Linked DNA regions of Homo sapiens: regions 2 and 3 are each linked to region 1. Evidence: chromatin loops called from intact Hi-C (ENCODE). Cell type or tissue: Calu3. All regions are shown on one strand. Each heading gives the region's core, and the rest is flanking DNA. Links, peaks and the distances in the headings are about the cores only.

Evidence for each region. A loop is a pair of places that touch in the nucleus more often than their neighbours do. Peaks named below come from ENCODE experiments on the same cell type or tissue, not always from the same donor. Only the 100,000 strongest peaks of a DNase experiment are listed, where the experiment ranks them.
Region 2: a loop joins it to region 1, with 11 times the contacts of the local background. A loop is called at or near these places in 55 of 110 quality-filtered maps.
Region 3: a loop joins it to region 1, with 8 times the contacts of the local background. A loop is called at or near these places in 10 of 110 quality-filtered maps.

Annotation. Positions count from the first base shown.
Region 1 is chr9:72,867,422-72,878,057 of GRCh38, reverse strand. LINC01474 (long intergenic non-protein coding RNA 1474) reads left to right here and starts at 3,949. Exons shown (of 4, transcript NR_121181.1): 1 at 3,949-3,990; 2 at 4,903-5,031; 3 at 5,827-5,949; 4 at 6,042-6,330. In Calu3, for the core only: a CTCF peak has its summit at 6,300 (motif pointing left); no DNase peak of the experiment used is centred there.
Region 2 is chr9:73,076,809-73,087,444 of GRCh38, reverse strand. No RefSeq gene overlaps it. Among named protein-coding and RNA genes, the nearest start is that of ANXA1, 70 kb to the left of the region's middle. In Calu3, for the core only: no CTCF peak of the experiment used is centred there; a DNase peak (open chromatin) is centred at 5,254.
Region 3 is chr9:72,956,188-72,966,823 of GRCh38, reverse strand. No RefSeq gene overlaps it. Among named protein-coding and RNA genes, the nearest start is that of ALDH1A1, 8.5 kb to the right of the region's middle. In Calu3, for the core only: no CTCF peak of the experiment used is centred there; no DNase peak of the experiment used is centred there.

The sequences.
Region 1 (10,636 bases), core at 4,927-7,426:
TACTATGTTGAAGAGGAGTGGTGAGTGTGGGCATGCTTGTCTTGTTCCCGTTCTCAGAGGGAATGCTTTCAACTTTTCCCCATTCAGTAGTATGTTGGCTGTGGGTTTGTCATAGATGGCTTTTATTACATTAAAATATGTCCCTTGTATGCCGATTTTGCTGAGGGTTTTAATTATGAAGTATGCAGGATTTGGTCGAACACTTTTCTTGTATCTATTGAGATGATCATGTGATTTTTGTTCTTAATCCTGTTTATGTGGTGTCTCACATTTGTTGACTTGTGTATGTTAAACCATCCCTGCATCCCTGGTATGAAACCCACTTGATCTTGGTGGATTATCTTTTTGATATGTTGTTGGATTCTGTTAGCTAGTATTTTGTAAACGATTTTAACATCTATGTTCATCAAGGATATCGGTCTATAGTTTTCTTTCTTGGTTGTGTCTTTTCCTGGTTTTGGTATTAGGGTGATGTTGGCTTCATAGAATGAGTTAGGGAGGGTTCCTTCTTTCTCTATCTTGTGAAATAGGGGACACACAATTTAATCCACAACAGATGGGTAAACTGACTATTGTAGTTCTGTAATTATAACACAAAGCAGTAAGTTCTATGAAAGAGGGCAGTACAAACCATGGAGGAGGGGTGCCTAACGCAGACTTATCCCACAGGGTTAGGATTATGAGAGGGGCCTGAATTCTGCTAAGATGTTTGTGTCATTAAATGATAACCAGCCATTGTTCTGGAGGTCACAAGATTTATAACTTCCCCAGTGACTCCTGTAGATAACATCACTATTGTAGAACCAGAGATTCACTTTTTGAGGTGTCTTTTCAGACTTTTTCATTTCTGAGGACTGGCTAACTCCACCCAAACCCACAACTCATGACTTAACCAGTCCTGTGGCCCAGAGGCTGACTCAGTGAACATTTTCCACACCCCTAAGGTTGCATCCCCAACCAATAATCATTCCCCATTCCCTATCCCCCTGTCCATCAAACTATCCTTGAAAAGTCCTAGCTTCTGAGCCTTTGGGGAGATTGATTTGAGTAATAACTCCATCTCCTATAAGGCCGGCCTCATATCTATTACACTCTTTCTTTACTGCAATACCACTGAAATTGAACCAATTCAATTCTCAGTGAATTGATTTTGTCTGTGCAGTACACAGGAAGAACCCATCAGATGATTGCAGAAGAAAGAAAAATAAAAATTAAGAAGGGTATGATTTGGGGGAACTTCTTCCAGTGGGGCCTGTAATGATAGTATACAACTCTCTGGACACAAAGGTGAACTCCAGTCTCTTGCTTGGAGAAGAACAATTGCCCATCCTTCTTACTCAATGTTTTTCCTAGGTTTGGACACAGAATTCATTCCAGCATAGAGTCCATCCTAAGGCATGATTCAGTGAGCCAATAAAGTTTGCATCTGTGTCTCTGACCCTCACACACACCAAAAGATCCTGACTAATTCTCCTCCCTCCCCACCTGCACAGACACACTCAAATAGGAAATATTCTCTTATTTTATATATTTTAATTTTATGTAATATACATTATTATACATATATAATATGTATAATGTATAAGTATATTATATACTTATATATTATAAAAATATAGTTTACATTTGTAATATATATTTATTTTGTATAATATATATTTTATATTTATACATATATATATATATTTTTTGAGACAGAGCCCACACTGTTGCCTGGGCTAGAGTGTAGTGGCACGATCTCAGCTCACTGCAACCTCTGCCTCCCAGATTCAAGAGATTCTCCTGCCTCAGTTTCCCGAGCAGCTGGGATTACAGATGCCCGCCACCACACCCAGCTAATTTTTTGTTTTTTTAGTAGAGACAGGGTTTCCCCATGTTGGCCAGGCTGGTCTCAAACTCCTGACCTCATGATTTGCCCGCCTTGGCCTCCTAAAGTGATGGGATTACAGGCGTGAGCCACCGCACCCGGCCTGTATTCATATATATATATATATGGAAGTACAGGCTCCAAAGCCCCCATACTATTTCCTGTTTCCTCTCCCTTGCACTGGTACATGTTTGATATATACAACTTTTCAATATTTTGGCAGCTTCACCTGTGATTTTTTTTTAATAAAAAAAGAAGGGGCAGGAGGTGACAGTAATCATCACAATTTATTTTTTCTTGTCACATGAAAAGAAACAAATCTTTGTGAAATAATTTAATACTTTGAAGGGTGACCCAGAAACACAAGTAATGGCTATCAATGCCTCTTCCAGCCAGTGAAGCTACAAGAACAAGGGAGTCCAATGCTTCTTTTGAAGAAAGCTTTAAATTCATGGCACTATTTTGGAATATGAGAAAAATATTTTAAAATGCATTTCTTGGCCTCTCTTGTTTTGTTTTGTTTCCTTCCTGCTGCTCTTGGGGAGTATTAATAAAAGAGATGGGATAAGTGAAAAACACAAGACAGAGAACTATTTATTTTTTTTCAGTTTTTTTGCCACTGAAATGAAAAGATTATAATAATAATAGTCACCATTTATTAAACTCTGCTAAGCACATCATGGCCTGATTCAATCCTTTTAGCATCATACAAGGAAGTTATTATCTCCCCTTTACAGAGAAGGCTGTGGCTGGGGAGGTAGGGGTTGAGAACTTGCCTGAAGTCATAGCACATCCTAGCTGCTAGGAACTATTTTCTGAGCTAGGCTCTTCACACTGACCATCTTATAAAGTCTCTCACAGCATCCCTGGAATAAATGCATTATTGTCAACATTTTTATAACTTACAAAAGGCTAAGTGGTAAATTGAGGGTAGAATTCAAACTGAGGTCTTTCCAACTCCAAAACATGTGCTGTGATGACCGTGCCATAAACTTTCTCGTACCTTGTCAGAACAAATGTACTGAAACTACCATAGTTTCAGAACTGTAATAATCGATGCATAGTCCCCATTGGTAGATTTAGTGTTTTACAATAGAGTTTCTGAAAAGCAGTTTTAAAATACCCTTCAGCAAGCATTTACTGAGGCCTCGTCTAGGCCAGGACTTGGGCTGGACATTGCAGGCATGGCCACAGTAACGATGACTCAGAACTTGCCCCCAAGGAGTTCACAGTCTGGGAGCATTGGGGAGAGGAGCAGAAAGTAAACTAGAGAGCACAAAACACAAAGTCACACTCTTGTATAACATACACTCAGTAAAAAGGAGGCCCACTAGAGCAGGGTTTCTCAACCTGGCACTATTGCATTTGGGGCTGTCTGAGTCTTGCTGTGGGGGCTGCCTGTGCATTGTGGGGTATTAGCAGCATCTCTGAATTCTACTCAGTAGATACCAGTAGCCCCCCCACAACCAAAAATGTCTCTGGACATTGCCAAATGTCTCCTGAGGTTGGGGGAGTGAGAATCACTGCCCCACAGTTACATCCTGGCAGAGTTAAGCAATGAAACAAAATCACTGGCCATTAATAATACTATATGATTTTCAATTAAGAGCTTATTTACACACCAAGTACCTTAGAAACCTGATCTCATCCCATCCTCATCAAAACCTTATGGTGTGTACAAGCTGGAATGATGCCTATTTTATAGGTTAGGGCACTGAGGCACAAAGAGTTTAGTGGATGCCTAGCTGCACAGTAGTGACCGATAGAGCAGGCATTTGAAGCCTGCCCTGCCATCTTAGTCAGTGCACCGAGATATGAAGAGCATTTTTAAAGTGTGCTAGGCTCTTTCATTTTCATTACATGTCCACTGATATGGTTTGACTCTGTGTCCCCACCGAAATCTCATGTCGAAATGCAATCCCCACATGTTGGAGGAGGGACCTGGTGGGAAGTGATTGGATCATGGAGGTGGATTTCCCTCCTACTGTTCTCGTGATAGTGAGTGAGTTCTCATGAGATCCAATGGTTTAAAAGTGTGTGGCACTTCCTCCCTTCACTCTCTCTCTCTCTCCGGCCACCATGTGAAGATATGCGTGCTTCCCCTTCACCCTTCTGCCATGATTGTAAGTTTCCTGAGGCTTCCCCAGCCATGCCTCCTGTACAGCCTGTGGAACTGTGAGTCAAACCCCTTTTCTTCACAAATTACCCAGTCTCAGGTAGTTCTTTATATCAGTGTGAGAACAGACTAATACATCCACAGGCTGACCTAATCTAAAATTAGCAACACAAAGGAATGAATATTTATAATTGTATACAGTGTTATCCTTTGTGAATATTCTATCTTATCCATTCTGGACCTAATTAATCTAGTTTATTTTGGATGATTTGCTTATGGGAGTCTTGCTTTAACCAGGGAAAATATTTATTAATTCTGAAGAATGTAGTAAGTTTCATATCTTGATTTATATTTTGGCAGTTCAACCATGCACTGTGTGGGGGCCAAAAAAATCCCTAAAAATAATCATATGATATTGGCTAAGACCAAATGCAGCCAGTTATTTCTGTTGGTATGTCTTAATGAGGGAAAAAGGCAGAGCTGGATGCCTCTTCTTTCTTAAATTAAAAACAAAACAAAATAAACAAGCAAAAAAAACTTCAAGAGACTTCAAAGGTCAGTAGAAAGTTTTCGTTTAAATTGCCAATTGTACAATTTGAGGAATGCAAGTAAACTGCCCTCAAATAACTTTTCTAGGTATTTTTCAAAAAATTCTAAAGGGAATATTTGCTTTCTAGGCAAGGTTTTTAAATATTTCATTATCTAGGCTTAGATAGCTTGGATAGAATAGTTATTATTTTATATTCAATCTTTTACTTTAGCAGACTATTAGGATATGCTTGTTGTGACTCAGTTTTTTGTATCTACCATCTGTTGGTTTATTACCCAAATCTATAAGTAAACATCAACATAGGAAGCTTTACTGTCACTGAAGCTTTATTAAATAAATGAGTTTAATTGTGGATTGTTATCTGTGAAGTCAGGACCTGGGAGAGAAAAAAGCTACCAGCAACATTCAGACTGAGAGAGGCCAAAATACTAATTCATAATTAGCCTGGTACATATGAAGGATCAAAAAGAACAGGACTGTATGTCTGACCTCTGACAGGTATGTATCAGTGTACACAGCCACGCCAGATGATGTCAGGTGGTGTGCTGTGGTCTCAATGACTTGGTTTGAAGGAAGAATCACTTGTAGGTTGGACACTGTTTATATGCCTGGCTCAAGTTTGCCCTTGTAACCATTTAAGCGGAAACAAAGGAGAGCCAGATCTGCTAGTTAGTGTAATAAACCTCCCACAAGAAGAAGGGAGACTGGCCAACTTAAAATGCAAGGCAAGTTATTTTCATGCACTTGTAAATTACATTATGAATAAGTGTTGGGAAACATTGGGCTGATAAAAAATTTACAATTGATATCTTCAATTACTACATGAAGCAAATATGAAGTAAAGAACCAACCTGAATGTAATCACACTATAGATATTTCACATATTTCCACAACTGTTTCCACTAATTCTGACAGAATGTCCCCCATTCACCACAAATATGTTTGCCCTATATTAAAATAATAAGCTATTTAAATAACAAGCCTTGTGTTCCTGTATGCATAGAAAATGGTTCAATTCTTTCTGGCTCAAATCCTTTATAAGCAATCAAACATCCTACCCCATTGTCAATCTGGCCATCTCCTACTCATCTTTTTAGGTTTATACTTAAATGTCACTTTGATAATGGTTTATTCCCTAACCTCTTAATTGTAATTAAGTCCCCATATACATTCCCTCTTCAAATTTGCACATTTTATTCCAAGCATTTATAGCAATTTATAATTTTATGTGTGTGCTTATTTCTTTAATGCCTGTCTTCTCATTTAATATCTTTTCTACCCCTGTATATCCAGGCCCTACCACCATAGTAGAGACTCAGTATGTATACTTAATGAAGGAATAATGAATACATCAGCAAGAGAAATAAGAGTGACCATATGTTCCTTAAGAGAAGCAAAGAGCAGCTCCTGTTCCTGGTAAGCTCTGGCTGTATTTTGTTCCTTTTCCAAAAAAGTCTGTGATATTCCTTGTTGTGTATTTATAATAACATTCTTTTTTCTTGAGCCAGCTGGAATGAGTCTCCATTCCTTGCAACAGAAGTGTCCTAAGTTATAGCCAGAGGACGGGGGCACATTGACAAAACATAAAGCGGATATGATAATAACAAGGTACCATTCCAGCAAGAACATCTGAAGAAAGAAGCAGTGTTGTTTATCTTTCCTTCATCTATTCTGAAACTAAAATCCTTAACCAAATTTATTTCCGAAGTTTAACCCTTTAATAAACTGGCCTCTGACTCCACCTGGTGGAGATACATAAATCTATGAAAATAAACCAATCCAAATGAAGATTTTAAAGTCATCAGCTCTCTTTCATGTCTCAAAGAAAAAACACATATCCCGAAATTCAAATAGATGACCTTCTCGGATGTGTTATAGGCACTCAGAAGCCCCAAAGAAAAAATAGTTTGAGTTGATCATTTGACTGTTGCTCTCAGCCTTCATTTCTGCCTTTCTAGGTTGTGTCAGGCATTTTGACTGTCCAGGGGCCCTGCATATTCTATTTTCCTAGTTACTTGCTAAGGTTTGAATATTTGTCCCCCTCCAAAACTCATGTTGAAATTTAATCCCAAATGTGGCAGTATTGAGAGGTGGGGCTTTTCAGAGGTGATTGGGTCATGAGAGCTCTGTTCTCATGAGTGGATTAATCCATTCATGGATTAATGGAATAATGGACTAATGGATTAATGAGTTATCATAGGAGTGGGACTGGTGCCTTTATAATAAGAGGAAGAGAGACCTGAGCTAGCACACTCACCCTCTTCACCATGTGAGGTCCTGTGCCACCATGGGACTCTGCAGAGTCTCATCAGCAAGAAGCCACTTACCAGATGTGGCCCCTTGACCTTGGGCTTCTCAGCTTCCATAACTGTAAGAAATAAATTTCTTTGTAACTTGCCCAGTTTCAAGTATTCTGTTATAAGGAACTGAAAATGGACTAAGATACTTTCCTATTGGCTTCTGGTTAGTTTCTATCAATAAGAATTACTGGTAGAAGTTTGAAAGGTAGGAGTGGAGAGATGGGACCTTTTTTATTTTAGTTTCTATTGGCATTTTCCAGCAGCAAGGAACAATGGGCATTTCATCATCATCTTTTAGCATTTCCAGCACCCACAGCAAGGAGTCCTTTCACCTGCTTAGTAGCAGCCCTTCAGTAATCCTAGCATCTATTTTAGGTGGTGTTTCATTTGTGGTCTCAGGACTGGCCCAGGTAGTTCTCTTCTCCATGATTCTGGACTCTGGTGATTCCATCACCTCCACGTACGCCTTCAGCCAGAAGGACTGTCGCTGTTCCCAGCAGCCATTTAGCATAGTTACCTAAGTGTAACCAAATTCCTGTATTATATTCACTTGTTTGAAAAACCTTGAGTGATTTCTGACCCACTTCTGTCTCAAGGCCTGAATATTCTGATTCAGATGAATTTCAGAAAATGGAAAAAAAAACTTAGTGAATAAAAAAGATTAAATAGTTTTTAGAAAACCATAGGAGACAAAAAAGCAACTGGAAGTCACACACACACACACACACACACACACATTCTTTTAACTTTATAAGTTATAATAAATTATGGTAAAAGAGTGACAAGTTTACCTACATGAATATTGAAGCCTTTGTAAAATCTTTAAAGAAAAAAGGGTACCAATACAACAGAAAATTTCAGACTGGAAAAATATTGGTAGTCATCGTCTTAGTTTGAGCATTTATCAATTGCATTATAGCAAAACCCTCCAAACTGCTCTCTCTGCTTTGATTGTCTCTTTTTTTTCCAAATCTTTTCTGCATATTGTCAAAGTTACATTTCTAAGGAGCAAATTAAATGCTGTCACTATGCTCTTTGAATTATCAGTCAACAAAGAGATTTTTTAAACTAATTAATTTATAATTATCCACAGAAATACATATTAAAAGGACAGTGAGGTGTCTGCTAACTCTTTACTCTCTTGGATGCAGCTTAATTTCTTCTTCCAGGGACACTTTTCTGACAATTTTGTTCTTATACAATTATAGCATTTTTTTTTCTTTTTTTGAGACAGGGTTTCACTCTGTCACACAGGCTGGAGTGCAGTGGCATGATCTTGGCTCACTGCAACCTCCGCTTCCTGGGTTCAAGCAATTCTCATGCCTCAGCCTCCAAAGTAGCTGGGATTACAGGCATGCACCTTCACATTCAGCTCATTTTTTTTTTTCTGTATTTTTAGTAGAGACAGGGTTTCACCATGTTGGCCAGGCTGGTATTGAACTTCTGACCTCAAATGATCCGCCCACCTCGGCCTCCCAAAGTGCTGGTATTACAGGCGTGAGCCACTGCGCCTGGCCAGTTATAGCAATTTTAAAAACAATATTCTAATCATGTCCTTTGCAGCAACACGGATGAAGCTGAAGGCCATTATCCTAAGTGAGTTAACACAGGAATAGAAAACCAAATACCGCATATTCTCACTTATAAGTGGGAGCTAAACAGTAAGTACATATGGACATAGAGGTGGGAAGAGTAAACACTGGGGACTACTAGAAAGAGGAGAGAGGGTGGGGGTTAGAGCTGAAAAACTACCTATTTGGTACTATGCTCACTACCTGGATGATGGGATCTTTTGAATCCCTAAATCTCACTGTCACACAATATATGCAGGTAACAAAGCTACACATTTACCCCTTGAATCTAAAATAAAAGTTGAAATTATAAAATAAAAACTTTTTTAAAAATGAAGGAAATTATGGCAAATCCTTTAGAAATAAAACAATATTCTAAATAAACAAAATAGAGAATAAAAAATAGAGAAAATTAATGAAAACAAAAATGGATTCATTGAAAATATTTTTAAATGACAAATCTTTAACTAGATTGATAAAAGGAGAGAAAAGTCTCAAATAACTAAAATCAGAAGTGTGACATTACTACCTATTTACATAAATAAAAGGATTATAAGAGCGGAACAATTGTACTCCAGCAAATTGAATAACATAGACAAAATGGACACATTTCTAGAAACACAGAATCTGCCAAGACCGAATCAGTAAGAAATATAAATTTTGAATAGAATTGTAACTAGTAACTGAATCAGTAGTCAAAAAACCCCAAGATGAAAGCCCAGAACTTGATGGCTTCACTGGTGAATTCTATCAGACATTTAAAGAAAAATTAACACCAATCCTCCTCAAACTCTTTCAAAAAAAATTAAGAGGAAGAAACATTTTTAAATCATTCTGTAAAGGCAACATTACCCAATACCAAAATCAGACAAAAACACTACAAGAAAAAAAAAAAGCAGACCAGTATCACTGATGAATATTGATGCAAAAATCTTGAACAAAATACTAGCAAACTAACTCCAACAGCATGTTAAATGCATCATATACCATGCCAAGTGGAATTTATTAATGAAATGCAAGGATGGGTCAACGTATAAAAATCAATTAATGCAAGACACCACATTAACAGAATGAATGAGAAAAAAAACATGATTTTCTTAATTGGTGCAGAAAAAGCGCTTGACAAAATTAAATTTCTTTTCATTATAAAAGTACTAAACAAATTAGGAATAAAAGGAAACTACCTCAACATAATAAAGGCCATATATGAAAAATCCACAGCTAACATCATACTCAATGATAACAAACTGAAAGTCTTTCTCTATGCTCAGGAACAAGGCAAAAATGCCTCCTGCTTTTGACACAGTAGTAGAAGTTCTAGCCAAAGCAATCTGGGGAGAGAAAAGAAAAAAACGAAAGGAAAGGAAAAGGAAAAGGGAAAGGAAAAGGAAAGAGGAAGGGGAAGAGTATGGGGAAGGGGAAGGGGGGAGAAAGGATTAGTCCGTTCTCACAGTGCTATGAAGAACTACCTGAGACTGGGTAATTTACAAAAAAAAAAAAAAAAAATGTTTAACTCACAGTTCCACAGGCTGTACAGGAAGCAAGGTTGGGAGGCCTCAGAAAGCTTACAATCATGGCAGAAGGCTGAAGGGGAAGGAAGACCTTCACATGGTAGAGCAGGAGAGAGCATGAAGGGGGAAGTGCTACACATTTTTCTTTTTTTTTGAGACAGAGTCTTGCCCTATTGCCCAGGCTGGAGTGCAGTGGCAAGATCTCGGCTCACTGCAAGCTCCGCCTCCTGGGTTCAAGCCATTCTCCTGCCTCAGCCTCCAGAGTAGCTAGGACTACAGGCCCCGCCACCTCGTCCAGCTAATTTTTTGTATTTTTAGTAGAGACGGGGTTTCACCATGTTAGCCTGGATGGTCTCAATCTCCTGACCTCGTGATCTGCCCACTTCGGCCTCCCAAAGTGCTGGGATTACAGGCGTGAGCCACCACGCCCGGCCGCTACACACTTTTAAACAACTATATCTCATGATAAATCACTTAATATATCATAAGAACAGCAAGGGGAAAATCCACCCCCATGATCCAATCACCTCCCACCAGGCCTCTCCTCCAACACTGAGAATCATAATTCAATAAGAGATTTGGGTGGGGACACAGAGCCAACTTATATCAAAGGAAGAGGAAGAAATAAAAGGCATCAAAATTGGAAAGGAAGAAGTGAAATTATCTCTGTTCAGACTACTTGATCTTGTATGTAGAAAACCTGAAGATTCCACCAAAAAAA
Region 2 (10,636 bases), core at 4,041-6,540, 210 kb before region 1:
TCCCTACTATTGTCTTGTGACCCTGACACATCCCCCTCTCGGAGAAACACCCACAAATGATCAATAAATACTAAGGGAACTCAGAAGCTGGAGGGATCCTCCATATGCTGAACGCTGGTTCCCCGGGTCCCCTTATTTCTTTCTCAATACTTTGTCTCTGTGTCTTTTTCTTTTCCAAGTCTCTCGTTCCACCTAACGAGAAACACCCACAGGTGTGGAGGGGCAACCCACCCCTTCAATGCACAAAAGGGGGAAAGATGTCTAATCTTTTTATTTTCAATTGGAAAATATGAAAATTTTCCATCAAAGAAAGTGGTACCTCAAGGAGAAAATATAAAGTCAGAAATCCAAATTAATGCATTTCTAAAAAATTCTATATTATCTACATTAATTTTACAAGTTGTATAAATTATTCAACAGAATATTTCACAAAGAAAGCATTTGTGTTTTAGAATCTGTTTCATATTTACAGTATAATATTGACCGAAAAATGAAATGCAAAATGTTTTAAAATTACCAAGATCCAATCAACAATGGAGGCCCACTAATATGTCTGACCTTTTGAAAGTGTAACCAAAATTACTTAGCCAGGAATGAAAGATTTCACTATGGCAGACTGATAAGAATGTTGGCTTCCCAATCTTACAGATCTGCTCCTTATGACCCCATATACATCCCATCCCGCCTATGCTCCAAAACATCATCACAAAGATTCTTTCTGTGCCTAGCAAATTTGGCACAAGTTGAGACAAAGAAAAAAAATAAATTTTTTTACTTTTATTTTTATTCCTTTTGCCTATTACATGAAAAATAGTCAATGGGCAAACAGAGACTATCAATAACAAAAGAAAACAAATATAAAACAAAAACAATGAACCACCACATCAAAGCAGAATTATCCAGACTGAATGGACATGATCTTAAAGGACTGCTAAAGGAATGTCTATGGTTGATTGAAATTTGATTTTAATTTTCCTAATTGTCAAATACCTAAAAATTATAATGCCACAGGAATTAAAACCCATGTAAACTGAATCCAAATTATGCATCTGAAAACCAGTTCCATCACTTCCTAATTATGTAACTTCAAATGAGTTTTATCCTTTTGTGTCACAATATTCTCATTCTAAAATGAGGGTAAAAGAAACCTACATTACAGGGTTGTTTTATAATAATATATAGAAAGATCTTAGGAAAGTACCTGGTTGAGACTGCATACCAGTGCATACATTTTAGCTATTTTATTTTTTAAGCATAAACTTAGAACTGTATTGAAAACATTCTAAGAATTGTCAAATGTTGGCTTTTAATATGTTTTCAGAGTTTAGAAATAGATATATTCATGCCCTTTTAATTTCTTTCTTAATGAATAAACATATTTCTTATATCTCTAATTATAATTTTATTAAAAACTCATGCATTACTTTAAACTTATATTTTTGTAAAAATAAATACATTTCATAAACTTCAGAAAATGGAGAAAAAATATGATCATCTTATATGCTAATGAAGATAGTGGGAGAGAGAAAAGCCATGTTCTCTTGCAGGGTCTGACAGGAGCTAGTTTTCCTGGCACAGTATTCCCTCTTTTTAGGGGGTGTCACTAGCTAACGAGAGTGCTGCCCATCTCTTTAGGTTGAGTGTAGGAATATGTAAAGAAAAGCCAAGTAGAACTTCTAGAAATAGAAAAGTATTGTCTCTAGTCATACAAATTAATTGAGTGGATTAAATAGCAGGTTACACAATAAGTAGAGTGAGAGTACTTGGAGGTAGAGCCGAAGAAGCTATTCAGATTACAGAGACATAGAGGGATACGATCTACAAAAGAGAAGTTAATAAAAATACAGAATAGAATAGAATAAAATAACAGAATGATAAAATTGGAGTGTCCAAGAAATATCCAAGAAAAAAGAGTAGATGAAGGACCTTATAAGAAGATATAATGGCTCAAAAATTGCCAAAATTTATGAAAAATATAAATCTTTAGATCCAAACGTGAGCCAAATCTAAAACAATATTAAAATATATGTATTGAAAGATAAATTATAGTGCTTCATATAGATCATAAATATATAAATTCATCTATGTATACCACTAAATTACATATCATACATTGCATTTCGCAGATTGTATCTTATATAAAAACGAGATCAGAATCAAACTACAGTACTTCAAAGATAATATCTCTCTGAAAAAAAAAGATTACCCAAAAGAACATGGTACAATTGTCATAAATAAAGACACGCTAAAGGTACCTCAGGAAAATGAAAACTGAATGAGTACCCAGAAAAATCTCACTAACATACCTTCTCAAGGATAAACCACAGGAAAAAAAAAAAAAATCCAACCCCAAAGGAGACACTGAGATTCAAGAGGTAACGTCAGCCAAAGCAATTAGTAAATCTATGGGTAAATTTAAGTAAGCATTGAATATGAATTAATAAATAAAGTTGAAGAATCATAATGGAATTAAAATACTGGATAATATTGACTTACAGTCAGGAGGCATCTGATCGGAGTTAGTATGCTTGGGTTTTTGTTTAATTCATGTATACATTTTAAGTTACATACGTTAATTTAAGTTCAGGGAACAAAAAATTCAGTATATTATTTCCAAACCAATAAAGAAAATATATAGTATTACAATAGTCATTAATTTAAAAGAAAGGGGAAGGGGAAGAATGAACAAACATCAACAAAGCGGGACAAATACAAAATAAAATGATTTAAATAAGTCTAAATATGTCAGTAATGAAAAGAAATTAAATAGACATGTTCATTCCTCTTGTATTTGAGAGTAGAGAAAAACATGTAAAATGTTATATTACCAATGGCATTGTTAAATACTATACACTTTGGAAGAAAGCAGTTAGTAATTTGACAAAGCAATTTGACAACCATTCTGATAGTTTATTTGATAGAAAACCCTAAAACACAGAGAAAGCCATAAATACAATGCATTATTTAAAATGCTGAAAGACGAAAGAAGGAAGGAAGGAAGGAAGGGAGGAAATGAGGGAGGGAAAGCAAAGAAGGAAAGAAGGGAGAAAGAGAGAGGGTGGGAAGGGGAGAAGAGGAAAAATTTAATGCTCAATGATATAGGTGGATGTTAAGATAAATTATATGATCATTTGCTGGATAATGTTGCAAGCATTTGATGCCTACAGAGATCATGTAACAATATGCCAAACTGTAATCAAATAATAAAACTAATTCATGCATACTATAATTACTATATATATGCATAGAAAAAATATATGCATAGTAAGAAATATTTTTAACTATCAAAGCATTCATTTAGTGTCATATAATTGTGGGTGACTTTTTCATATTCCTTTCAAGTTTTCTACAATGTAATTTAAATTTAGACTTAAATAAAAAGGAAAGAGGATTCTTGTTTCAAAAATCACTCCATTATGCTATACCTCAGAATATTTCTGAAGATACATGTTATAAGCTAGATGGTCTTAGCCTTTTTGGATTTGCTGAAGTCTACACCAAATCTAATATTGTGGATTTCCTTAGGTTGTCATTTGTGATATGTATATACTTACTCATATTTTTACTGCCACACTACATTCTCCTTTGTTTCTATCCTGGAGAAACTAAAGCATACAAAATCCAGGTGTGCCACCTCTTCCAAATTTTCTGGACTAAACTCTTAATATTGCTACATCTAGTGTTAGGACATTGGGCAGAAAATACTTCACCTTTTTGTGTGTGTTTTTTGTTTTTTTGTTTGCTTATCTGTGAATGGAGGTTGGCTAGATGACCTCTGATACCTCTTGTTCTAGTTACCCATAATTCTTGCTTCTTTCATTTTAAAATGGAAAGAAGCAGAATCCCAGCCAGTATAATTGCTGAATTATACCCAAATCTAATTTTAAGGCTGGCAAAATTACAGTAAAGATAATAGAGCTGAAAGAAATTTTAGAGACGGTATAGCCCACTCCTTTCTGAAGAAAACTAAGCCCTTGGGAGGAGTGCTCAGATTTTACCTAGAAAGTTAGTTATGAAATGGAGTGACATGTTTTTGCCCTGCGTCTCCACCCAAATCTCATCTTGAATTATAATCCCCACATGTTGAGGGAGGGACCTGGTGGGAGGTGATTATATCATGGGAGCAGTTTCCCCCTGCTCTTCTTGTGATAGTAAGGGAGTTCTCACAAGATCTGGTGAGATGGTTTAAAAGAGGCACTTTCCCCTGATCTCTCTCTCTCTCTCCTGCCACCTTGTGAAGAAGGTACTTGCTTCTCCTTTGCCTTATACCATGATTGTAAGTTTCCTGAGGCCTCTCTAACCATGTGGAACTGTGGGTCAATTAAACCTCTTTTCTTTAAAAATTACCCAGTCTCAGGTAGTATCTTTATAGCACTGTGAAAACAGACTAATACACTGAGAATGGAAAAAATCAAGATTCTGTATCCTCTATCTAGTGAATGAAATGACACCTACAAAGTGCTTAGCAGAGTAGCTAGCTCATAGTCATGGCAATAATGTTTTTTTCTTCTACTGTACTCTACACAATTAATTTTCTAGTATATATTAAGACATAGAAGGAAATATGTAAACCCTCTATTATGCACTCTGAAGCTACAGAGATGAATGAAAACATGAACTTTGTCCTCAGAAGAGTAATTATAATGGAAAACTTTTATTGTGCATTGCACGAAAGGTGCTCTGCTGAAGTTTGCATACATCACATATCATTTAATTCTCAAAGCATTCCTATCCAACATGTATTATTAGCATTGCTTTTTTATCAAGTGAGCAAATAAGGACTTAGGGAGGTTATACAGCCTCATAGCTAGTTAGTGGAAGAATTATGATTCAATGGATTCTGGCCTTGAGAATATTAAATATTAATATTAAGTATTAATATTTAACAGGTAAGATAATGGATTATGAATTTAATATCCATAAATCATCATTTGCGGTGAAGACATATGACCTGAAATAGACTTGATTTTTTCTCATCTCCAACCTTTCCACGTGCCATAAAAGCAGTTGTTCTAGGGAGTTGTTTTAGAGTTGTGTATGAGAATTACATTGAGAAAGCTGGAGTATTTATACCAGAGAAAGGGAAACAAACAAAAATGAATAGAAAATCAACAGAAAATAAAAGAATAGGAAAAGAAGAAAAATAAATGAAAGTTTTGAGAGAAGGCATCAGAGGATTTTGAGTTTGGGTTTCTTATAATTTGGGGCACTATAAACCCTTTCCCAGTAGGTGGTGCTAGAGTATATCAGCTCCAAAATCCAGAAAGGCTGGCTTGGTCCCTTTCCTCTCCACATACAGAAACAAAACAAAGCAAAACCCCTCACAACCAATCAAATACCAGAAGTTGAGCATTGACTGACTTTTTGTAGTGATGCCAACTTTAGAAAAAATTATGCTTTCCTCTGTATTACACAAAAAAAGAGACTATTTGAAATGCACTCCCCTTGTGAGGAAATACTGTAATGCCAGCAAGAGTTGAAACCTTTTATTCAGTATTTTTCCTCTGAGAATTTGTCCTTCATTCTCGAAAGATGTTTTCCATAGCCACTTAGTACAAAGTAAAAGGAGTTTCAGAGATTCCCAGTTCCACATAATAAACGCAATATAAAAAGAGGTTTGCAAATGCTCACCTCCCCAACAATTTTTTCATAATGAAAGAAAACATGAGAATAATAAAATGTCAGTATAATATGATTTAAGAATACACTGAAGGAAAATCCTTTAATTTCTCAGCCAAATAATACAGAGTTATGTATACCCAGGAAACTAAGACCTGATGGAACTACCAGAGACTTTTCCTTTCTCAGCCTGGGCTAGTCCCCAAAAAAACACATTTATTAAAGTGTATTCTCTTCCTGGCCCATGGATACACTGAGATAGACTTTCTTGTATGTTGAGAAATGATCACTTGTCATTTTCATTCCAACATCTTTAGTTTAATCATAAATGTGTCATTGAAGACATGTATAAAATGTAGGTATAGCTCGGCCGAGCGCGGTGGCTCACGCCTGTAATCCCAGCACTTTGGGAGGCCGAGGCCGGCAGATCACGAGGTCGGGAAATCGAGACCATCCTGTTAACACGGTGAAACCCTGCCTCTACTAAAAATACAAAAAAAAAAAAAAAAAATTAGCCGGGCGTGGTGGCACACGCCTGTAGTCCCAGCTACTCTGGAGGCTGAGGCGGGAGAATGCCGTGAACCCAGGAGGCGGAGCTTGCAGTGAGCCGAGATCGCACCACTGCATCCAGCCTGGGCGACAGAGTGAGACTCCGTCTCAAAAAAAAAAGAAAAGAAAAGAAAAAAAAGAAAAGAAAAAGAAAGTAGGTATAGTTCTATTGGTTTCTTATCAAAAGCAACATTCCTCTGCCTATTATTCCCAGCGGTATCTTGCCATTTCCATCTTATCTTCCCATGAGAGTCAAGAAATGATTTTATTTCTTTAATGTGCTAAAGAATACAGCTAGTGCAAAGGGCTTGGAAAGATTGCAAGAGAATAAGAAGCATCTGCATATACAGAAGGAGATAATTTTTAAGTAAATGAGTGATGACATTTGTAATTTAAGTTTTCTCCTTCAGCTTTAGTTTTCAGGAATAAAACACTGTGCGTGTAAGATTATAAAGGCCAGACCGCCGATGGAGGTTTGGGGCACTCCTTCAACCACTCACAAATTGGACAGTATGTTTTGATGGAGCGTGCCGTCCTTTATCAGGTATTTCAGGTTATGAGGAGAGGCTACAAGCTGTGAATCAACATAGCTAATCGAGACAGAATTTGTGTTTTGTGCTTCATGGATCTTTTTTACATTCATGTCCACTTAAAGAAGGCAGCCAGCTCCTTCATTCTTTTAACCTCACAGGAGGTTTGTGCTGTAGGACAGAAAGGCTAATTATCCAGCAGATGATCTGCCTTCCTGGCACTCCTTGAGGGAATTATGCCAGATAGGGGAAAGGGAGACATGTGCCTTGTGGAAAAGAGAAGGTGGGAGGGGAGGCATGCCCCAGAAGTCCAGGATGGGAAGAGAGATCTGCAGACTCCCAGGGAACCTACAGCTTTCTCCTTCACAGCATTGCAGGAGGTGAGCGGAGTTTTGGGTTAGGTGGGAGGGGTGTGGCTGCCTAGTATGCCTGAGGGGCTGGAGTTTAGGCTGAGTTTCACAGCCTTTGCAAAGTTTACTGGGCTTCCAGATGGCACTAAAACCCAAGGTTCTCAGATTTCAGTAGCCCTTGTAAGTTTAGACAAGGCATCTCAGTGGTAACCGGATGAGTAAAAGACCCCCAAATGCTTTGGTTTTCATAAGATGGGTGTGAGTGAGAGAGCACCAAAATAAATTCAGATTGAATTATCACGGGATTTGAGCTCAAAAAAAGATCTAAGCTTACTTTAAATAAATACATTTGATTTCTCAGATTTTTTTACTAAGACTTATATTTATTTTAGTTCGAGTTTAGTTTCTCATTCTGAGATTTTCCCCTAAAAATGTAACTAACTGTCCCTGCCAACAAAGGCAAATAACATTTTTGTCCCAAAGAAAATACAAAATGCAAAAAGTGGGGAGAATTGTATAAGAATACCTTTTTAAAATACTGTTCTTTTCTGGGTAAACATAATACTTGATAAAAACTCAAGGAACTATCATTATTATGTAACAGGCAAATTTTTGCAATATAAGAATTAGGGAGGGGTGTGTAGATTTTAACATCCTTGTACCTGCAAGTGTGCATGGCAACAAAAGAATAATGTTTGGGTTTTTATGATGTGAATCAAGAGAGAGCCTCATGGCTGAATTATCCAGTGACATAGAGAAGTTATTGTTCACAACCTTTTATGTTAGGGTAACAAGGAGATGACAGCCAAGACCTAACTAAGGTCATACCACAATTCCTTTGGTTCAGTGTTCTAGCCACACCTTGCTGTACCTCAGTTCTTCAACAAACAAGGTGTGTGCCACCTTGTGGTTAGAAATTCTCAGCAGATAATTGTTCTTTTATTCTAGCTTATCTAGAGCTAAGTTCAGGACAGACAAGTATTTCAGACATCTCCATTTTAAAGCAAAGTCAGGTTTTTCCCTTGAGATTTTGCTGCTCCCGGCATTATGCTGTGGATCCTACCAGAGCTCTAGTCTCAAGCTTTGTTTCCTGTCCCAAGAGCTCATGACCCCTCACATTAGCAGATCCAGTACTCACTCACTCCTCTGGATTGCCTTCTTATTTTATATTTATTTATTTATTTATTTTTGTGAAAGAGTGTCACTCTATCGCCCAGGCTGGAATGCAGTGGTGCAATCTCTGCTCACTGCAACCTCCGCCTCCCGGTTCAAGCGATTCTTGTGCCTCAGCCTCCCAAGTAGCTGAGATTATAGGCGTGCACCACCACACCTGGCTAATAATTGTATTTTTAGTAGAGACAGGGTTTTGCCATGTTGGCCAGGCTGATCTCAAACTCCTAGCCTCAAGTGATCCGTCCACCTCCGCCTCCCAAAGTTCTGAGATTGCAGGCATGAGCCACCACGCCAGGCCTGGATTGCCTTCTTATATCAAGCTTCTAGATTCCCTTATTTTTACTTTCCTACCATAATTTAAAAAATTGTTAAATTGTGTTGAGATTTTTCAATGTGCTTTACCAAAAAAGGTTTTTCTGAATATCAAATCAACCATTTTGACCCCATTTTCCATTTTCTGTCAAGTACCTCTGAGCCAGTCTTTTGCCTACATCACCACACCAACGTTAATGCTAAAAAGATAATTTTCAGAAAAAGGTGAAATCATAACCCTCATTCAGATATGAAAATGAACATGTGTTAAATAATTTTACTTACATAATATGAGGGAGCCACGGAGATGTTATAACTGATTCAAAGGAAAAGTCAAACAGCGCTAATTTATCTAGAGCACAGAATGTTGAAATTAATTGGAAATGCAGACAAAACTGATTTTTCCACATTCATTTAGATCACTACCAAACTGGACACAGAAAGTCAATTAATGTCACTAACAGACAAGTCAGAATTTGTTTATCAATTACCTACCACTTACAAAGATTTGCAAAACAGCTCAAAGACAATGAGCAGGGGTAGAATTTGATACCCTAAAAGAGTTGTCAGACTATGTTTAGTTGCCCACTGAAACACAAAATTTTTTTCATACACTGATCTTGTCAAGGCCATTAATGACTTCTACACTGAAAAATTCAGTGTCATTTCTCCATAATCATCTTGCTTCAGTTATTAACAGCTTTTGATATAGCTAATGACTCCCTTTCTTTTTGGAAAAAAAATTATTTGCTGTCCCCTTTGCTGATTTCTCTTTATTTTCATAAACTCTTCTCCACCAGTACTCCTTGTGTAGGTGACTTCATCTGATTCCAAGTATTTAAATACCAACTATATGCTTAAAAAATTCCTAAAATTATATCTTCAGTCCCAACATCTCCTGGATACACCTGACTTATACATTTTTTGGCTTACATCTACTGTCAAGTTGCCATCTTAAATTTCTGCTATCTGAAACTGGACTTTGATTTATTTTAGTCTACCCCTTTTCAACACACACTCTCTCACACACACACACACACACACATGCAAACACCCACACCCACACACACACACCTGATCTTCATATAGTTCTAGCTACTCAAGAAAAATCTGCAGAGTCATTCTGAATATCTTCAAATTGTCCCTCCAGGTTCATTCTCTTTTCTAAATCCTGATCCATGCCAGCAAACTAAACTGAATGTCATCTCTCAGTAAACATCTTGCAAGTGTGTAATAGCCTTTTACACTTGCCTTTCTACAATCTATTCTCATATGCAAACAGAGCAAACTTTTAAAATGAATATCATATCCTGCCCTTTAGACCTTCTTGCTATTCCTTGAATATACTTAGAATATTCTTGTCTCAGGGTCTTACTTGCCTGGAAGGTGTTTCCCTTAGATATCCATTTTGATTTCTCCTTCACTACAACTCCATGAATAGATGTCACCTTATCAGAGATTTTCCTGACTCTCATATGAAAGAGCATCCTTCCCCTTCTCCACTATCATTCTCTATCCCCCCTACTCTACTACACATTACTTCACAGCACTTACCACCACTTTACATAATTTATATATCTGTAGTGTATTTATATTTGTTTAAGGTTTATTTGATATCTTTCTTTGTCAGAATCTAAGTTCCATGAGAGCAAGAACTTTTGTCTGTTTTTTTCCAGTGATGTTTCTGCTGTGTATATAAACATGTCTGCATCATAGTCACCCCATATGGGTGTGGAGTGAAATAAAAGATTGAATAAATGAATTGACCAATGATGCAGAATTTATGTTATGGCACACTGAGTGATACATGGTCAGTACTACTGTTATTTGAGTCCCAATCATTTTTCAACAGGAAGAAAAGAAGTTCCCTACATATAATCACAAATATAATCAAATACTTGAAAGATGTTCATTGGTCTCAATGTGACTCAAAGCTGAAACACAAAATCAGAGTTGAGCAACGATTTCTTAAGAAGCCAATAATGAGGAAACAAATCAGCAGGATAAACAAAGATCTATATAGAAGAAACTTCACATCATTGTGGGTTCAAGTTATATTTTCTTTGAGTCAAAAAGCACAGTTATGCTATTGATAGTATAATT
Region 3 (10,636 bases), core at 4,496-6,995, 89 kb before region 1:
GAGATGCAAAAATTCTTAAAATTTCAGCAATCAAACCCAAAAGGTATATACAAAGTTACTACTTCACAACCAAGTAAGAATTATCCCAGGAATGGAACATTGGTTTAACTTTTAAAAAGCAGTCAATGGCCGGGCGCTTAGCTCAGGCCTATAATCTCAGCACTTTGGGAGGCTGAGGCAAGCAGATCACTTGAGGTCAGGAGTTCGAGACCAGCCTGGCCAACCACGGCCAACATGGTGAAACCCCATCTCTAGTAAAAATACAAAAATTAGCCCGACGCAGTGGTGGGCACCTATAATCCCAGCTACTCAGGTGGCTGAGGCAGGAGAATCGCTTGAACCTGGGAGGTGGAGGTTGCAGTGAGCAGAGATCAGGCCACTGTACTCCAGCAGAGCAAGATTCCATCAAAAAAAAAAAAAAAAGCAGTAAGTGCAAGTCACCATTTGATTGTCTCAATATATGAAGGAAAAGCATTTGGCAAATTCACCATCCATTCCTGATTTAAATGAAAGAACTCTCAGCAAACTAAGAATAGGAACATCTTCTACCTGGTAAAGGGTCTCTAAGAATGATCAACAGCTAACATTATAATAAAGGTTTAAGACATTTTCCCATGATAAGAAAGAAGATGGATATTTGCCTCTCACTACTTCTATTCAACATTTTACTGCAGATCCTATACAACATGATCTGGCAAGAAAAATAAATAAAATGGCGCTCGGATTGAAAAGGAAGAAGTAAAATAGTCTTTATTTGCAGATGACATGTTAACGTATGTAGAAAATCTAAATAAATCTACCAGGAAGACAAAAGATAATAAGACTAACAAGTGGGTTTGGCAAGGTTTCAGGATATAAGATCAATATACAAAAAACAATTGCATTTTACAGACTAACAACAAACTATAGAAAATTGAAATTTAAAATGCAATTTACAAGAGCATAGCAAACTGAAATACTTAGGAATAGATGTGACAAAAGATCAGGTACAAGACCTGCACAGTAAAAACCATAAAACGTTACTGAGAGTTAGCATATAATTCAGCAATCTCACTTCTGGGTATAGAGCAGGTCCTCCAATAACATTGCTTTGTTCAACATCTTTTCATTATAACATTGCTGAGGGAAAAAAATCGATTTCCAGCTGGGCCACTGTCTGTATAAGGAGTTTGCAGATTCTCCCCATGTCCTTGTGGGCTTTCTCCGGGCGCTCTGGTTTCTTCTCACGTCTCAAATCTGTGCATGTTAGGTTAGGTGAACAGGCATGCCTACGTGGTCCCAGCCTGCGTGAGTATAGGTGTGCTTGTGTGAGTTTGCCCTGCAATGGGATGGCATCCTGGTCAAGACTAGTTACCTCCTGGTGCCCTGAGCTGCTTGATAGGCTTGGCAACCCACAACCCTGAAATGGAATCAGCAGGTAAATAATCATCTTGTTTGTACTAATCTTTCTTAAATGTATGTATAGCTCACATTTATTTCAACATTTAATATTAGAAGTGTTTTGGTCCTTACTCAGAAGTTTGTTGATGTTTTTGTGACCAGAAACATGCCATAGGAATTTAACTATTCTTCATATCAATTCGCCTATGGTAAAATTGGTTTTGTTACATGCCATTCCTCCTAAAATTGCTGTTTCAAGAACCTATCAATGACATTAAGTGAGGACTTACTATTTATCTAAAGGAATTGAAATCTGTATCATTAAGAGATATCTGCACCCTCATGTTTATTGCAGCATTATTCACAACAGCCAAGATATGGAACAACCTAAGTATCCATGGATAGATGAATGAATAAAGACAATGTGGGATCCATATACAGTAGAATATTATTCAGCCTTTATGAGGAAGGAAATCCTGCCATTTGCAATAACACAAATGAATCTCAAAGACATTACACTAAGTAAAATAAGCCAGACACAGAACGACACGCATGATCTGACTTATATGCAGAATCTAAAAAAGTGGAACTCATAAAAGCAAAGAGAAAAATGTTGGTTACCAGGTGAAGGAAGTGGGGGCAATGGGAATATGTTGGTCAAAAGGTATAGATATTCAGTTATATGGATGAGTAAGTTCTGGAAATCTAATGTACGGCATGGTGAATATAGTTGATAATACTGTACTGCATACTTGAAATTTGCTGAGAGTGGATTTGAAGTGTTCTCACCATAAAAAAAAAAGGTGAAATAAATCTGGAGTAAAAAATAGAATATCCAGTAATATTAATATGCATTAAACATTGAAGTAAATATCCAGAACAATGATGTTGCAATGATATATGTTGGGAGAGATGTAAATAGAATTTAAAATGTTCTATTGTGTTTGGATTCACTGAGGAAAAGAGTAAAAGTACTAATTAATTTTAGTCTTTGATAAATTAAAAAATACATGCAATTTCTAGAATAACCACAAAAAGAAGAGTAAAAATAATATATAATTCCAACCTAATACAACAAGGAATTCTAATCATAACTATGAGAGATGATTGATATGGTAGTTTGCACTAGTAATCATTTTACAATGTATACATATATCAAATTATAAAGCTGTATACCTTTAATATATAAAATTTTTATTTGTCAAGTATACCTCAGTAAGTCTGGAAAAACTTAGAAAGATCCAAGTCGTTTATCACTTATACTAAATATAAAAAATACCAAAAAATGACTGTGAAAAATTAAAGAAGAAATAAATGGGATATATATGTCATATTTGTGTGTGTGTGTATTTACTTATTCTAAACTTGTAAGCACATAAAAAACAGCCTTACTCTTGTAAGCCACAAAGATTTTGCGGTTGTTTATTACTAACCAATAGAGAAATTTTAAAGTGCACATCAAAATAACCCATGAATCAAGGAAAAGATCATAATGGGAGTTAAAAAGTATTTTGAATTGAGCAAACGAGAAAATGCTATACAGAAACTTATGGATGCTGCTAAAGACATGCTTAGGGGGAAATTTAGGGCTTTAAATGAAAAAAAAAGAAAAGCTGGAAAATTAAATATCTAAGTATCAAGAAGTTAGAGAAGGAACATCAAAACAACCTAAAGAAAATAGAATGAAGGAAACAATAAGAACAGAAATTAATAAAAACAAACAAACATAGAGAGGATCAACAAAGTCCAAAATTCTTTGAAAAACTAGTCCAGGCGCAGTGGCTCATGCCTGTAATCCCAGCAACTTTGGGAGGCCAAGGTGGGTGGATCTCGAGGTCAGGAGATGGAGACCATCCTGGCCAACATGGTGAAACCACATCTCTACTAAAAATACAAAAATTAGCCCGGTGTTGTGGCACGCACCTGTAGTCCCAGCTACCTGGGAGGCTGAGGCAGAAGAATCGCTTGAACCCAGAAGGCAGAGCTTGCAGTGAGCTGAGATCCAGCCACTGCACTCCAGCCTGGCGACAGAGCGAGACTCTGTCTCAAAAAAAAAAAAAAGAAAAAAAGAAAAACTAGCAAAGTTCACAATCTCCTGACAAGACTGGTCAAGAATGTGAACCTCTACAGACTCTCAAATAGTGAAATTAAGCCAAGAAGGAAATACTGAGATTAAATAATGAATAATAAGTGAAGAAAATTTAATAAACAGGTAAAGTAAAATAGGAATTGAGTGAATAAAATAATAATGATATAATTATGACTCATTTGGGTGCTATAAATCAAGGTGGAACAAAAATTTATAACAGACAACGATAATATGTAGAATAGGACAATGAGAGTGTTCAAAAATCCCTGAATTCTTTGTAAGAAAAAAATAGTAATTATATTTACATGTAAGTTTGTTAAAATTTTTAGGTTAACAAAAAGCATTTCTTCCAAACAAGAACAGAAGTGAAAAAGTAGGAATAAATAAATTACTAGTATTATTATTATTAATATTATTATTATTTGAGATGGAGTCTTCCTCTGTCGCCCAGGCTGGAGTGTAGTGGCACAATCTCACCTCACTGCAACCTCTGCCTCCCAGGTTCAAGCGATTCTCCTGCCTCAGCCTCCTGAGTAGTTGGGACTACAGGCACATGCCCCCACGTCTGGCTAATTTTTGTATTTTTAATAGAGATGGAGTTTCACCATGTTGGCCAGTCTGGTCTCAAACCCCTGACCTCAAGTGATCTGCCCACCTTGGCCTCCCAAAGTGCTGGGATTACAGGCGTGAGCCACCATACCCGGCCAGGAATAAATAAATTATAATCAGTAAAACAGAAGATAGGCAAGAAGAAGAGTGTGGAGCAGAAACTGCTAGTTACCTCTGCAATAGTCATTCTCCCCATTTTTAATACAACAAGCACTCCTTTCTTTTTTATGTGTAAACTTTAAGTTCTGGGATGCATGTGTAGAACATGCAGGTTTGTTACATAGGTATACACGTGTCATGGTGGTTTGCCGCACCCATCAACCCATTATCTACATTAGGTATTTCTCCTAATGCTATCTCTCCCCTAACCCCCCCCACCCCCCAACAGGCCCCCGAGTGTGATGTTCCCCTCCCTGTGTCCATGTGTTCTCATTGTTCAACTCCCACTTATGAGTGAGAACATGCAGTGTTTGGTTTTCTGTTCCTGTGTTAGAGTGCTGAGAATGATGGTTTCCAGCTTCATCCCTGTCCCTGCAAAGGACACAAACTCATCCTTTTTTATGGCTGCATAGTATTCCATGGTGTATACATGCCACGTTTTCTTTATCCAGTCTATCACTGATTGGCATTTGGATTGGTTCTAAGTCTTTGCTATTGTGAATAGTGCTGCAATAAACATACGTGTGAATGTGTCTTTATAGCAGCATGATTTATAATCCTTTGGGTATATACCCAGCAATGGGATGGCTGGGCCAAATGGTATTTCTAGTTCTAGATCCTCGAGGAATTGCCACACTGTCTTCCACAATGGTTGAACTAATTTACGCTCCCACCAACAGTGTAAAAGCATTCCTGTTTCTCCACATCCTCTCCAGCATCTGTTGTTTCCTGACTTTTTAATGATCTGCATTCTAATTGGCATGAGATGATATCTGATTGTGGTTTTGATTTGCATTTCTCTAATGACCAGTGATGATGAGCTTTCTTTCATATGTTTCTTGGCCACATAAATGTCTTCTTTGGAGAAGTGTCTGTTCATATTCTTCTCCCACTTTTTGATGGGGTTGTTCAGGTAAATTTAAGTTCTTTGTAGATTCTGGATATTAACCCTTACAAGCACTGATTTTTAACTATGAACCAGGCTACCTAGAGAAAGCTTACAATCTTTATTTACCCTTATAGCTAGGTATGGACATGAGACTAAGCTAAGGTCAATGAGCTCCAAGCTTCAGGGAAACCTCCTCAAAATGTAGATGGACCCTAGAGCTTTGTCACTTTCCTCTGAGTCCTGGAATTTAAATGTAATGGTTGGAGTTCTAGCAGTCTTCTCTTATCAGGAGGCAAAGAGCCATACCTTAGGGATGTTAGAGCAGTGAGCTGGAAGCAGCCTCTGTCTTTCCATTCTGACACCATGGCTGCCATGGACAACCTGCTTACAATCTGTTTATGTGAGAGAAGAATCCATTTCCATCTTGAATATTTATTTTGGGTTTTGCATCAGAGGCAGCCAAATTTAATCCTAACTGATCTAAAGACAAAGAGAAAGCACAAGTACATCAGTAATTACAATAGATATAAATAAAGGAGTAAATATATATACACATTAAATACATATTAAACATAAACGTTAAATAAAGACAGGTTGGATAAAAAGCAGTCCAGCTGTATGCTCTTTAAAACCTAAATCTAAAATATAAGGACACTGGAAATTTGAAAGTGTTAATTTGTTTCATTAAATAAAATTAATATTTTAACAGAAAAAAAAAAAGTCAAGAAACTGCCAATGCCTGAAGTTCGGTTGGTGTTGTTTTGTCCTAATCAGAGACAGGAAATTCAAGAAAAAGATTATGTTGCAAAAATGATAATGTGTTCCTTTAGTGGTCTTAAAATATAAAATAAAGGACTAGGTAGTAACCTAAGTGAAAGGCGACTAGAATAAATAATAGAGATAGATCGAGGTCTATGTTGGAGTGCAGTTATTCTCAAAGTTGAGCATGAATCAGAATCACCTGGAGGGCTTGTTACACCACAAATTGCTGAGCCCCACCCGAGAGTTTCTGATTCAGTAGGTCTAAGATGGGGTCAGACACTGCATTTCTAAAAGATTGCCAGTGGATGTAGTTGTTGCTCCAACTTTGAGAACCTTTACTACTCAGCTTCATGGTTGCATTATGAGGAAATGGAACCCAGAGCTGCTCCAATGATTCTGACAGCTGACCACACATTAGAATTACCTAAGGCACTTTAAACGCACTTGGGCTCAAACTACTCCTACAGAGTCAGAATCTTTTATTTTTTGTTTGTTTGTTTTGAATTCCCCAGGTGATTTTAATGTGTAGCAGAGAGGCTAAAACTATTCTTCAGGTCTTCTGACAGTTTAAGAAGTTAAAATCTGGGGTTTAAAATGTTTCTAATTTGTACAGTATTGCACAGTCCACATAAAACAAATATGCTGGCTCTCAGGTTTGCAAACCCAGCAACATGATGAGGTGTGGCATTTAGCTTAGTTATCTGACCAGCAGTTGAAATGCAAAGCCAGGGCCTGGAAGATAAATTTGGATTGTGGTCATAGATCTGGATATGTATGTATAACTTTAAAATGTGAAAACAAATTCAAGCAAGCAAATGCAAACCAAAAGTTTTATATTCTCCAAATATAATAATTACTTTAAAAAGCAAAAGCTTTCACAGAAATCGTTATTTATTGCATAATACGTTTGCAATATAATAAAGATTTATAATGCAACCAAAACTGGAAGGTTTTTAAAATGTAACTCTTTCTTCCTCTCTCACCATATAACATACTTGCTCCTTTGCTTCTGCGATGAGTAAAAGCTTTCTGAGGCTTCAACAGAAGCAGAGCAGACGCTGGTGCCATGCTTGTTCAGCCTGCAGAATTGTCAGCCAAATAAACCTCTTTAAAAGAAAATTATAACTTATCTAGTCTCAGGTATTTCTTTAAAGCAACATAAAATGCATTAACATCAAAAATTAGTACCAAGGAGTGAGGCATTTCTATAAAGATACTTGAAAATGTGAGCAGCTTTGGAACTGGGTAACAGGAAGACATTCGAAGAGTTTGTTGGGGAGGGGGTACTCGGAAGAGGACAGAAAGATGAGAGAAAGTTTGGAACCTCTTGGAAACTGGTTAAGTGATTGTGACCAAAACGCTGATAGAAATATGGACAGTGAAGACCAGGCTGATGAGGTCTCAGATGGAAATAAGGAATTTATTGGAAACTGGAGCAAAGGTTACCTTTGTTATGCCCTAGCAAAGAACCTGGCTGCATTGTGTCCATGCTGTAGGGATTTATGGAAGTTTAAACTTAAGTGTAATGACTTAGAATCTGGCAGGAAAAAATTTCTAAGCAGCAAAGCACTGAAGATGTGGCATGGCTGCTTCTAACAACCTATGATCAGATTTAGGAGCAAAGGAAAAACTTAAAGTTGTAACTTATAATTAAAAGCAAAGCAGAGTGTAAAAATTCAGAAAATTTTCAGCCTGAACATGTGGTAGAGAAGGAAAGAGCATTTTCGGGAGAAGAATCCACCAGCTGGAGGAAAAACCACTTGCTAGAGAGATTTGCATAACTAAAAGGGAGCCAAGTGCTAATATTCAAGACAAGGAGAGAAAGGCCTCAAAGCCATTTCAAAGCCCTCCCACCACAGACCCAGAGGCTTAGGAAGGAAGAGTGGTTCTCGGGGTCAGATTCAGAGCCCTGCTGCCCTACACTACCTTGGGACATTGCTCCCCATACCAGGCCTCTCTGGCTCTAGCCTTGGCTCAAAAGGCTTTAGACACTGCTCTGGCCACTGCTTCAGAGGATGAAACCATAAGGCTTGGCAGCTTCCATGCAATGTTAAGTCTGCAGGTATTCAGACTGGTGCCCAGGCAGGAACCTGATGCAGGGGCAGAGCTCCCACATAGGACTTCTACTAGAGAAGTGCTAAGTGGAAATGGGGTTAGAGCCCCAAACAGAGTCCTCACCAGGGCATTGCCTAGTGGAGCTGTAGGAATGGGGCCACTGCCCTCTAGGCCCAGAATGGGAGCGCCGCCAGCAGCCTGTACTCTGAGCCTGGAAATGCTGCAGGCATTCACTCCAGCCCTTGCAAACAGCCATGTGGGTTGTGCCCAGCAAAGCCATGGGGACAGGGCTACCAGAGGCCTCAGGACCACATTTCTCACACCAGAATGCTGAGCATGGAGTCAAGGATTACGCTGGAGCTTTAAGGTTTAACAACTACCCTGATGGATTTTGAACTTGTGTAGGTCCCATTGCCCCTTTCTTTTGGCCAATTTCTCCCTTTTGGAATGGGAATGTTTACCAAGTGCCTGTACTACCATTGTATATTGGAAGTAAACAACTTGTTTATTATTTTACAGACTCACAGGTAAAAGAAACTTGCCTTGAGTCTCAGATGAGGCTTGAGACTTCGAACTTTTGAGTTGATGCTGGAACAAGCTAGGATTCTGGAGGACTATTGAAAAGGAATGATGTATTTTGCCATGTGAGAAGAACATGAGATTTGGGGGAACTGGGGCAGAATAATATATTTTGGATGTTTTTCCCCCACAAATCTTATGTTGAAATGTAATCTCCAGTGCTGAAGGTGGGGTCTAGTGGGAGGTGTTTGTGTCATGCAGGTGGATCTCTCATGAATGACTTGGTGCTCTCCCCACGGTAATAAATTTACAGGAGAGCTGGTTATAAGAAGAGCCTGACACATTTCCCCCTCTCTCTTGCTCCCTCTCTCTCCATGTGACATATATGCTCCCCCTTTGCCTTCTGCCATGAGTAAAAGCTTCCGGAGGCTTCACCAGAAGCTGAGCAGATGCTGGTGCCATGCTTGTACAGCCTACAGAAACATGAGCCAAATAAACCTCTTTCTCATCTTTACTCTCTCTATATATACACATACATATATATACATAAATATATATGTATATAAAATATATAAAACACCTGATGAGTTTTTCATTGTAAGGTACAGATAGAAAGCTTACCTTTATTTAAATTAGAATATTTAGATAGTAACAATAAACCTGAATGACACAAAGAATGACGGGTGCATGATCAATGACAACATATACATTTTGACACCTATGAACTTGAACTTTTATTGATTAGTGCATTAGTTTCCAATGGCTGCTGTAACAGTTATAAACTTGGCGGTTTAAAACAACACTTTTAGAAGCCAGAGATCTGAAATCAGTTTCACTGGCCAATATCAAAGGAGTGGACAGGTCAGGCTCTCTCCAGAGATTCTAGGAAAGAATCCATTGTCTTATGTTTTCCAGTTTATAGAGCTTTATTCTTTAATTATTTGTCTTCTGGTCCCCTTCAATAGCTTCAAAATATTGATTCATTGCCAGGGCAGGGGTGGTAAGAAAAGTTGTTTATATGAAAATTAAACTGAATATATTACAAACAATATCATCAAATTTCTAAACACATTGTTGGATAATCTGCATGAGAATTATAAAAAAAAAAAAAAGAAAAAATTGTGGAAATCTCAAAGTAGTCTACATTTTGATTGACTCATTGATGTCTTTCATGTCTTTCTTTCTACACATTAAGGAAGCAAACTGGAAACTAGACAAAACACTATGAGTACTATTTATGCAAGATTATTTCAAATTCCAAGCAGCAAATCCAGTTCCAAGAAATGGCCTCAACCCATAAGGTTTAGCAAAAACCTATTTAAACTCAAATAATTATCTTACAGAGGCTTTAATGTACTGTTTCTTTTAGTGACCTTACTAATCAGTTAGTGTCCTGGTTAGACCAGATTAGAGGGGCATCTATCCTATCTCAGTAACACAAGCCAAAGAGAAGAACAATGAAAAGATATGTAAAGAGCAGGAGAAATCAGAGGTGAGGAAATTTTTCCAATTGAAGAAGAATGGCATGTGAACAGAAATTAGTCAACAAATACATATGTTCATATACTTGAATTCTGCCTTCCACTTCCATTTTTAACATCAACTTGTCAACTAAGTACAGACTCTCTCACTACATACAAGATCCACTTTTCCCAAATTATTAAAACTCAAATAAGCATAAGAGCAATGTGGTATCTGATAAAAATGTAGTAATCAAAAGCATAGGGATAGATTTCTTGCTAGGTTTACCAACAGGCAGACATGCTAAGGCAACAGAGAATAGTTAGGGGAGTGGTCATGTAACTGGAGTAGGAGAGGTTCATCTTCAATAAATGGTTCCAGCATCTTGAAATCAGGAAATATGAAAAGAAACTGTCTTAGTTCATTCAGGCTGCTATAACAAAAATTAATTTCTCACAGTTCTGGAAGCTTGAAGTCTGAAATTAGGGTGCCAACATAGTTGGGTTCTGGTGAGAGCCCTCTTTTGGGTTACAGATTGCCAATGTCTCATTGCATCCACACATGGCAGAAACAGCGAGAGATCTCTCTGGAGTCCCTTTTATAAAAGCACTGATCCATTCATGAGGGTCCTACCCTCATAACCTCATTACCTCCTAATATGATTTGGCTCTGTGTTCCCACCCAAATCTCACCTTGAATTGTAGTTCCCATAA